Linked DNA regions of Homo sapiens: region 2 is linked to region 1. A link is a contact called in ENCODE Hi-C or POLR2A ChIA-PET data. All regions are on one chromosome and are shown on one strand. The core of a region is the stretch at or near the end of the contact, and the rest is flanking DNA. Distances in the headings are between cores, read along the strand shown. Region 1 holds the start of LHFPL2 (LHFPL tetraspan subfamily member 2). Region 2 overlaps LHFPL2 (LHFPL tetraspan subfamily member 2).

Evidence for each region. Hi-C counts contacts between places; a loop is a spot of excess contacts on that map. ChIA-PET counts read pairs that join two places held with the same protein, here RNA polymerase II (POLR2A). Pooled maps may share reads with other maps.
Region 2: a loop to region 1 is called in a map of sigmoid colon, with 2.0 times the contacts of the local background. The contact joins the enhancer-like site here to the promoter of LHFPL2 in region 1. A Hi-C loop is called at or near these places in 4 of 168 maps with a recorded cell type or tissue (HepG2, breast epithelium, chondrocyte and 1 more) and 1 of 50 pooled maps. POLR2A ChIA-PET finds 5 or more read pairs at or near these places in 7 of 52 experiments (GM12878, HepG2, IMR-90 and 4 more).

What each region holds. Positions count from the first base shown.
Region 1 is chr5:78,646,940-78,650,968 of GRCh38, reverse strand. LHFPL2 (LHFPL tetraspan subfamily member 2) reads left to right here and starts at 2,197. Exons shown (of 5, transcript NM_005779.3): 1 at 2,197-2,470. RefSeq lists silencers at 1,659-2,598, 2,889-2,948.
Region 2 is chr5:78,608,584-78,612,612 of GRCh38, reverse strand. The region is part of intron 2 of LHFPL2 (LHFPL tetraspan subfamily member 2); the gene reads left to right. Among named protein-coding and RNA genes, the nearest start is that of LHFPL2, 38 kb to the left of the region's middle. Within about 2 kb of position 2,177, at least 9 of the 41 ENCODE cell types and tissues checked have a DNase peak (open chromatin) inside an H3K27ac peak, as active enhancers do; they include sigmoid colon, where a contact is called at or near this core.

The DNA.
Region 1 (4,029 bases), core at 948-3,447:
GTACAGTGTACTCTGTTATCAAGGCTGTTTCTGTAATGAGAGCATGGATAACACAAACTAACTCATTAGTTATTAGATATTAGTAAAATGGGTGGAGTTGTGTTGGTTCATATTCAAGGGTTCCCAGCACTTTAATGTTTCTGCACCACCAAGTAACTACAGCTGCAAAACACAGCAGGGTGCATCTAGTTACAGAGAACACAGGGTGCTGTAGGCCCATTTCACCCTACATTCTTTCTCTTGGATTGATTTGGCCTTGACCTCTCTACCTTGGAAGGATTTGTGGGATGTGGGTTGGGGGACAGGACAGAGAGTTCTCCTCTTATTTGTACATTTTGTGTTTATCTCAAGTCAGCAGCCTCAAACAACTCCCCTTCAACAGTTATCTTCATCTTTTTATAAAAGTAAAGTCGTATATTTACATGTACTATAGTATTTATTAGGAATTTAACACAGTTCATTAGCTCTACTGGTATTTTTTTTGGAATGGTTAGTTTTTGTTAGTGCTGTGGTTACAATGTTACATAGATTCTGAGTCATTTTCTAACCCTACTTTCCCCACAAGCCCTGTTATTTCTAGTGTGTGATTTCACAAAATGGAAAGAGCACATATATCCTTTTAGAGCAAAAATGTGGTACTGCAAACTTCATTTTCAATGAAGATAAGTGGAATTTGGCTGCGGGAGAAGATGAAAGAGAGCATTCCAGCTCTGGGAAGAGCATCAGCAACTCTCGTGTAGATACAGGCATGGATCTTTCTCGGGGGGAGGGGAGGATCCCCATCTAAAGAGAGTCCCAGGCTCTGAGAAGTGCGTATGGAGGTGCAGTTGTTGTATGGTTTTGAACTGATGATTTTTAAGGAATTCAGAATGTTCTCTGGCAAAGTGCCTCAGAAAGCTTCTAGAACAGGAAGTGGCCTGCCTGAGGGGTATTCTAGAGCCATTCACCTGTAGGCCTGCGCATATGGATGCAAGTGTAGAGAGGACCCCAGCAGAGAACCGGTAGGAGGCCGCTCACGCCATCCAGTGCCAGATAGCGAGAACCAGAAAGGCGGCAGTGGGCTTGAAAGGACATGGCACCTGGAAAGGCATTAAAAATGAAGAACTAATGGGACTGGCTACCGGGAGTGGAGGAGCGAGGCCCAAAATTGACTGCTAATCTGAATCTGGGCGACTGGTGGATAGAGGTGTCCCAGACAAGGGGCTGAGAAACTGGGAATGGGAGCATTTGACTGGGCGGGGGGCGGGGGGGTGGCGAGGGGTGGAATACAAGATGGGTTTGCCTAGAGAGGTGCCACGTCCTAACAGTTCAATCACAAACAATACTGGCACCTGAATTCATGGCCATTTAACTCTGTTCTTTGCTCCCAGCCCTGGGGGCGGAGCTGGGGAGTTAAAGCATCCCCTCTCTGGACAAGAATGCCTTTTCAGGCTGTTCCTAAAGCGCCTCCGAAAATCATCCTGAAACCGTAATTTTGAGGGCAGGGAAGCTGAGGACACCAAGCATTCTATTTAGGAATAATCTTTGTGACTGTTGGAATTGAGTTTCCACACCTAGATATTCAGAGGGCACGGGAACTTATGTCCGGAGCCTCCTCTCCGGAAGAGGGCGGCGAGGATGGGGGTCCAGGCGCCCCTTGGCCCCTTTCCCGTTTCGGACTCTCCGGGGTCACCAGACGGCCGTTCTTTCCGCTTGGGCCCGGGTCTGGGGGAACTGCTCCTAGCGCCCCGGGGCCCGCTCTCCGCCGGAGCAGCCTGGCCTCTCTCCCCCGGCTCCGTCAGCGCCGCTCTCCGCCTCCGGCCCTCCCGGCAGGGCTGCTCGAAGCTGCTCCGGGAGCTTCCCCGGTGCGGCCCGGAGGAACCTCGCAGGACCCCGGGAGACGCCGCCGCCGCTGCCCGGCGGGCTCAGGGACCGGTTCCCAGGCCCCCACACCCCCTCTCGGGGATCCCCTGTCGCCGACTCCCTCCCGGACCCGCAGGACACTCCCCTCCGGAGGCCGGGCCTGGTCCGCCCGCCCGCCGCCCCCGTCCCGCCCCGCGCGCCGCGCCGGGAGCCCCGAGCCCGACCCCTCCCCCGGACGCCCGGCCCGCTCGCGGGACGGAGGCGGCGATGGTGACTGGGCAGCGGCGCGGGGCCGGGGCCTGGGCAGGGCGGCTCGGCCGCCTCTTTCTCTCGCTGCCCCCGCCCCTCCTCCTCCTCCCTCTCCCCGAGTGCTAGCCCGGGCGGCCGCCGAGCTTGGCGCTCTCTCGCCTCGCTGCCTCCTCCCCCGCGCCGCGGACCCTCTCCCCTCCCTTGCGTTGCCCCCCTCTCCCGCCGCCTCCTCCCGCTCTCCTCTCGCTCTCCTCCCGCCTCCTTCTTCCAGGCGCGGCCAGCGGGGGCAAGAGCGAGGTGGCTGCGAGGAGGCGTCACTGAAAGCCCTGACTTGGGGAAGGCTGCGGGCTCGGAGCCGGAGACGCCGAGCTGGGGCCGGGTGAGTGGCAGGCGTCGGGCCCGCGCGCGCTGCGGGAGGGGAGAGCCGGTGGGCCCGGCCAGGTGGGCGCCCCGCGCGGGCGCATGGGGAGCCGTTGCGGCCGGCCGAGCCCTGGCTGCTTGAGCCGCGGCTGGCGCGGGAACTTCGCTTCGGCGCCCTGGGAGACCGCGCCGAGCGGTCGGAGGTGCTGCGGGATGGGCGTTGGGTGCTGGGAATGGGAAGGGAACAGCTGCTTCTCAGCGCCGCCGGCGGCCGCAGAAGTGGAAAAAAGTTGTGCCGGGAACAGCGTCTCCTCGGGAAGCCGGCGCGAGCCCTGCTCTCTGGGCGTCGCTGGCGGGCTTCGGACGGCGGCGCGTGGGTCCCAGGCGCAGCTGGGCGCCGGGTTCCAGCGCGCCTGGCACCGCTCCCTGGGGGCCGCCCCGTGGTCGCCCCTGCTGTCCCTGGTCCGTGGCGTGTGGGTCACTCTGGCCACAGACGTCAGCTGCTTCTCAAATCTGGACTGCATTTTTGTGGGCAGCTCAGTGATTTGGGGTGCGGGCTGGAAGAGGTGGGCGTGGAGTGGGGAAGACCGCATCTGGGATGGGCGGCTTGAGCCCACGGGCTGGGCAAAGGACTGGGGAGACTCTGCGTGTGTTTCTGGATGTTTTTAGGCACACAGTTTTTTTTTTTCTTTTCCCTTCCATTCAGCGGCCCAGTGTTCTTCGAACTTAGAAAAGCAAAGGATTTTCTTCAATCCCGTTCGACTTTTCTGTTATTTCAGGATGGTCATGAGTTCCATGAAAGTCCATGTGCTTGTTTCAATGGGAGCAACACCAGAGTAAAGACAAAGTCCTATCCCCACCCCCGTCCTCGCCTCCACCCGGGCCATTTCCTGTATGTCCCATTTTCTCTGTTGTGATTGTGCGAGTGTGTTTGTGCATGTAGGTTACCATCGGTGGGTGACCTACGTGGAAAGGAGAACTCTTTGAAATTGCAACGCGGCCGCTATGGAAAGTGTGTGCTGGAGCCGAGGGAGGAAAGATTCCGGCGAGCCAGAGCTGTTAGAGGCTCACCCCAGAGAGGTAAACCGGAGTAACTGAGCTTGAAGGGACATTTATAACCTGCACATTGCTTTTGCCTTACCCCTTGGCCAGAGAGCTCCACTCCTGCTAGGTTTAAGAGAGGATCAGATACTGACTTCTTTGATGTTGACTTTTGCTGGTATTCCTGATTCTTTCCTACTGGTTCTCTTTTAGAAACTACTCCTTTTTAAATTTAAGAGATAGAGAACACATGTTCGCGGGAAGAGGAAATGTTTTTTAAGATAGGAAAGAGAAATAGAATCCAAGAGTCTCATTTCTTTTTGCTGTCATACTGTGATAAGCTTATTGATCTGTTAGAAATCTGATTCTGATTTTGAAGTAATATCAGATAAAACACTATCTTATAATAGTATTTTTCTCTAAGTGGTCACATGGAGAGCAGACTGTGGCTTCTTGTGGTTTGCAAAGGGTGCAGCAAACATTTTATATCAGGAAAAAGACATTGTGTGTTGTAGGAGAGGGGGATGGGGAGGGGCA
Region 2 (4,029 bases), core at 928-3,427, 38 kb after region 1:
TTCAGCCAAATTATTTTTGTTGCTGTTAAAAATTAGTTTTAATAATTGCTTTTGGATCAAGCTGTTGAATAACTGAGCCAAGTTTTCATGCCCAATGAACTTTTATAGCAAACTCTCCTCTCTTTATGGGGTTATTTTGAGGATGATATTTGTAAAGCACTTTAAGTGCCTAGGGAAGGCTGTGGATAAATAGTAGTCATATTTTCAGAGTTCTGGAGGAATGACTATACAATGGCATTCCAGTTCTGAAAGATGCAAATCCTACTCTGCTACTACTGATTTGTTTTAATGGCTATTTTCCTATTTTTAATTTTTAAAGGGAAATTTATGCAAAGATCAGGATGATTTTTATATTTTCATTAAAATTTTCAACTAGATTAAAAAACCCTCTTTAATCGGATGGGAGAAGTCTTCACAAAGTCAGTTTGAATAGTAAGTAGGAGATAGTAGGAAAAATGCTCCATTGTCAGCCAACAGCTAACCAAATTAATGTGTAATGGAATGTCATAATCCTTTTCTATAAAGTAATATTTTGTTTCTCTCTTCCTATTCTCTTTTGTCTTTTGGGAGAAGAAACAAATAAATAAAAATAGTTGTTTCGTTGTTTCGGAGAGAAATACACTGTCTAGAAAGGACTGTCTTAAAATGCACTGTGGCTTTTTAACTCATGAAGCTCCTACCATGTGTGCATGCGTTCTCAGAACTCGTCTGTATCACATGTGGGAAAATGGAATTAGAAAGACTTCTCCCTTTGTGGCCTCCGTATATTCTGAGTTTTAACGATAGATTTTCTGTAAAAAAAGTTTGTGCTCCTACATGATCTGCGATACACACAGCAGCTTTCAGAATTCTTAAAAATGTAAATTAGGTGGCAAATTAGACCACTTTCACTCCCTTGCTTAAAATCTTCAGTCTTCTCCTGTCACAGGTAGGATAAAATCCACATTCCTCCCAGACTCCCTAGGCTGGTGTCATCTGGTCCTGCCTGCTTCACCATCCCCCTTAGTAATTGCCTCTGGGCTCCTTCTGCCCCAGCCCTGAAGCCTTTCTGATCCTCAGCCCTCAGGCTTCTCCGGAGGGACTTCCCAGTCTTTTTCCCCAGGATTCTGGCGGGACTTCCTGGGGCCAGGGGCTGAGCTCAGCATCCTCTCCTTAAGCTCTGGAATGTGAATTACTGAGCAGGGAGCCCAGAAACCTCATAGGCCAGGGTCAGAAGATGACACTGAGCCCTGCTGGAGTGCAGAAGCTGACAATGGACAGAGTTCAAAGCCCAGGTGGAGTTCTCCTTTGAGAGCCTTTCTCCTGCCCCTCAGCCCACACTGGTCTTGCCCTGCCCTGGACTGGCCCTGCAGTTGGGCCACAGTTCACAGCAGCCTGTGCTCTGCCTGGGGACGCGTGCTGCACTGAGCTCAGCCTGCTGTCAGCTCTCCCACAGCAGGGCAAGGACTCTTAGCCCTTGCTTAGTGGACACTTATATCATGTTTTGTTTGGTTTTAAAGACCAAACAAAATTGTCTTAGAAGAAGAATTTATACCTCCTTTGTCTGTCTGCTTATAGCAGTTAATGAACTTTTTTTTTCCCTTCTCAGTAACAAAGCAGTGAAAGCCTAACTGAATCAGAGCTGCACCACTCCCTGTGCCTGTGGCTCCTTGAGGAGGACACTTAAATGTTGTGTTAATGCCCGTGCAATGCTTTTTTTTTTTTGCTTATGGTCTAATGACATCTCCTCTTTGCCACATGATATGTGTCAGAATATTGGTTCAGTCCATGCATGTGGCCATTTTTCAAATGGATCAGCAATGATTCAGTAATGCACAGGAGAGGAAGGTGGAGGGTGTGGGAGGGAGGGAGCAAGCGTGGGAGGGAGAGGGGACAGCAACAGCTAGTGTAACTCTTCTTAGCTGCTTTCATTGTTAGAGGCTGGATTTTGAGGAGAGTCTGTACCAGCGGGACTACTGATGGCACACTTTTCCCTGGAGTTTGTTTGGATTCGTAGGCTTTTTGCTTCATATCGTATGTGCTGGTGTCCTGGGTTTTTGAAGCCCATGAAGAGGGCCTTCTGGCCTCTCCTGCTCACCAGGCCATCCTCCCATGCACACCACAGTTCTGGGTCCCCAGCAGGCCCTTGGCTTCCGAGTGGAATCTTGCCAGTATTTGGCTTACTCATCTCCATGGACCGAGTCTCTCCTGGGGGCCCAGTGGCTCCATCTATGGAAAAGTGGAACAAGCCCAAGGCATCTGGATCTTTTCTCTTCTCCCAGACCTTTTCGTGAAGACGTTTCCGTTTAGTAGCCCTTTCCTTCTCAGACAGGAACATGTGCTGAATGCAGAAGGTCCAGCTGGCGGTTCCTGAATGAGGACCCTGCATTCCTGCCTGCCCTTGGTGGGACCCAGAGTCCACCCAAGGGCTCTTTTCCTACAGTGTGGCGTGGGTGTCAGCATTGCTGACTGGGAGGCTGGTGGTCTGCCTGGGGTGGGGTGACTTGAGTGGGGTCTGACTGGAGCTAGCTATGCCCAGCTCATCTCCTGGCAGGCTAGGTAAGTGACTCTAGTCCCCTGGCAGGCTAGGTAGGTGACTCTGATCCCCCGGCAGGTTTAGGTAGGTGATTCCCATTAATGCTGGGAGCTGCTGCCCAGGGCAGGAGTTTCAGCAGCCTGAAGGTCAGGCTGTTTCCATTCGGAGCTTCTGATGTATGACAGAGAATTTTCATCCTATAAATAAAGGATGGCTATTATTCTGTCCACAAAAAGAATTTTTTTTTTTTTTTAGGTACACCAATGACTTTTTTTCTTTCAAAATAAAAGGAGCTTAATTTTCTGGTTTCTTTTCTGTCCAAAAGAGAAAGTGCTTATTGTAGAAAATTCAAAGAATAGGTAAAAGTACAAGTAATTGCAAACCATGTCAAATACCCATTTTCTAGAAATTGTTGTTGCCCATATTTTGATGATCATCATGTACATATACACCCTCAGAACCTTAGGTATGAGATCATATCAGAAAACACTGTTTTCTTTTCTTCACAATGGATTGTGGTAGTCTTTATGTGGCATGAGTTTAGAGACACCTCATTTTTAATATCTGAAGAATATTCCATTGTATAGATGTGCTGTAATTTACTTAAGCAAGCTCTCTCTCTTTTTTTTTTTTTTTTTTTTTTTTTTGAGACTGAGTCTCGCTCTGTTTCCCAGGCTAAAGTGCAGTGGCTCGATCTCGGCTCACCTTAACCTCTGCCTCCCGGGTTCCAGTGATTCTCCTGCCTCAGCCTCCCAAATAGCTGGGATTACAGGCCTGTGCCACCACACCCAGCTAATTTTTGTATTTTTAGTAGGGACAGGGTTTCACCATGTTGGGCAGGCTGGTCTAGAACTCCTGACCTCAGGTGATCTGCCCAAACTGTTGGGATTATAGGCATGAACCACTGTACCTGGCCACAATCTCTTATAGATGGATTTTTCTCCAGTTGTGAATAATGCTCCATTAAACATCTTTGTACTACACTTGTCTAATTATATGATAGTAAGTGGATTAAAACTCCTGAGTCAGAGTATAAACATTTTGGATATTCATGCAGGTTGACAAACTCTTGCAGAAAGGTCATGCCATTTTTTATTATCCCATAAAGAAGGAAAGTCTCTTGCTGACTTTAATGTTATTCTCTAATGTATTTTTTTTTTTTTTTTGAGATGGAGTCTTGCTCTGTCGCCTAGGCTGGAGTGCAGTGGCTCAGTCTTGGCTCACTGCAAGCTCCACCTCCCGGGTTCATGCTATTCTCCTGCTTCAGCCTCCCGAGTAGCTGGGACCACAGGCGCCCGCCACCGCGCCCGGCTAATTTTTTGTATTTTTTGTAGAGATGGGGTTTCACCATGTTAGCCAGGATGGTCTTGAACTCCTGACCTCATGATCCACCTCCCTCGGCCTCCCAAAGTGCTGGGATTACAGGCGTGAGCCACCGTGCCCAGCCTCTCTAATGTATTTTAAGTCACTAAATACCTGAGAGTTTTTAGGCACTTTTTTTTTTTTTTTGCAAA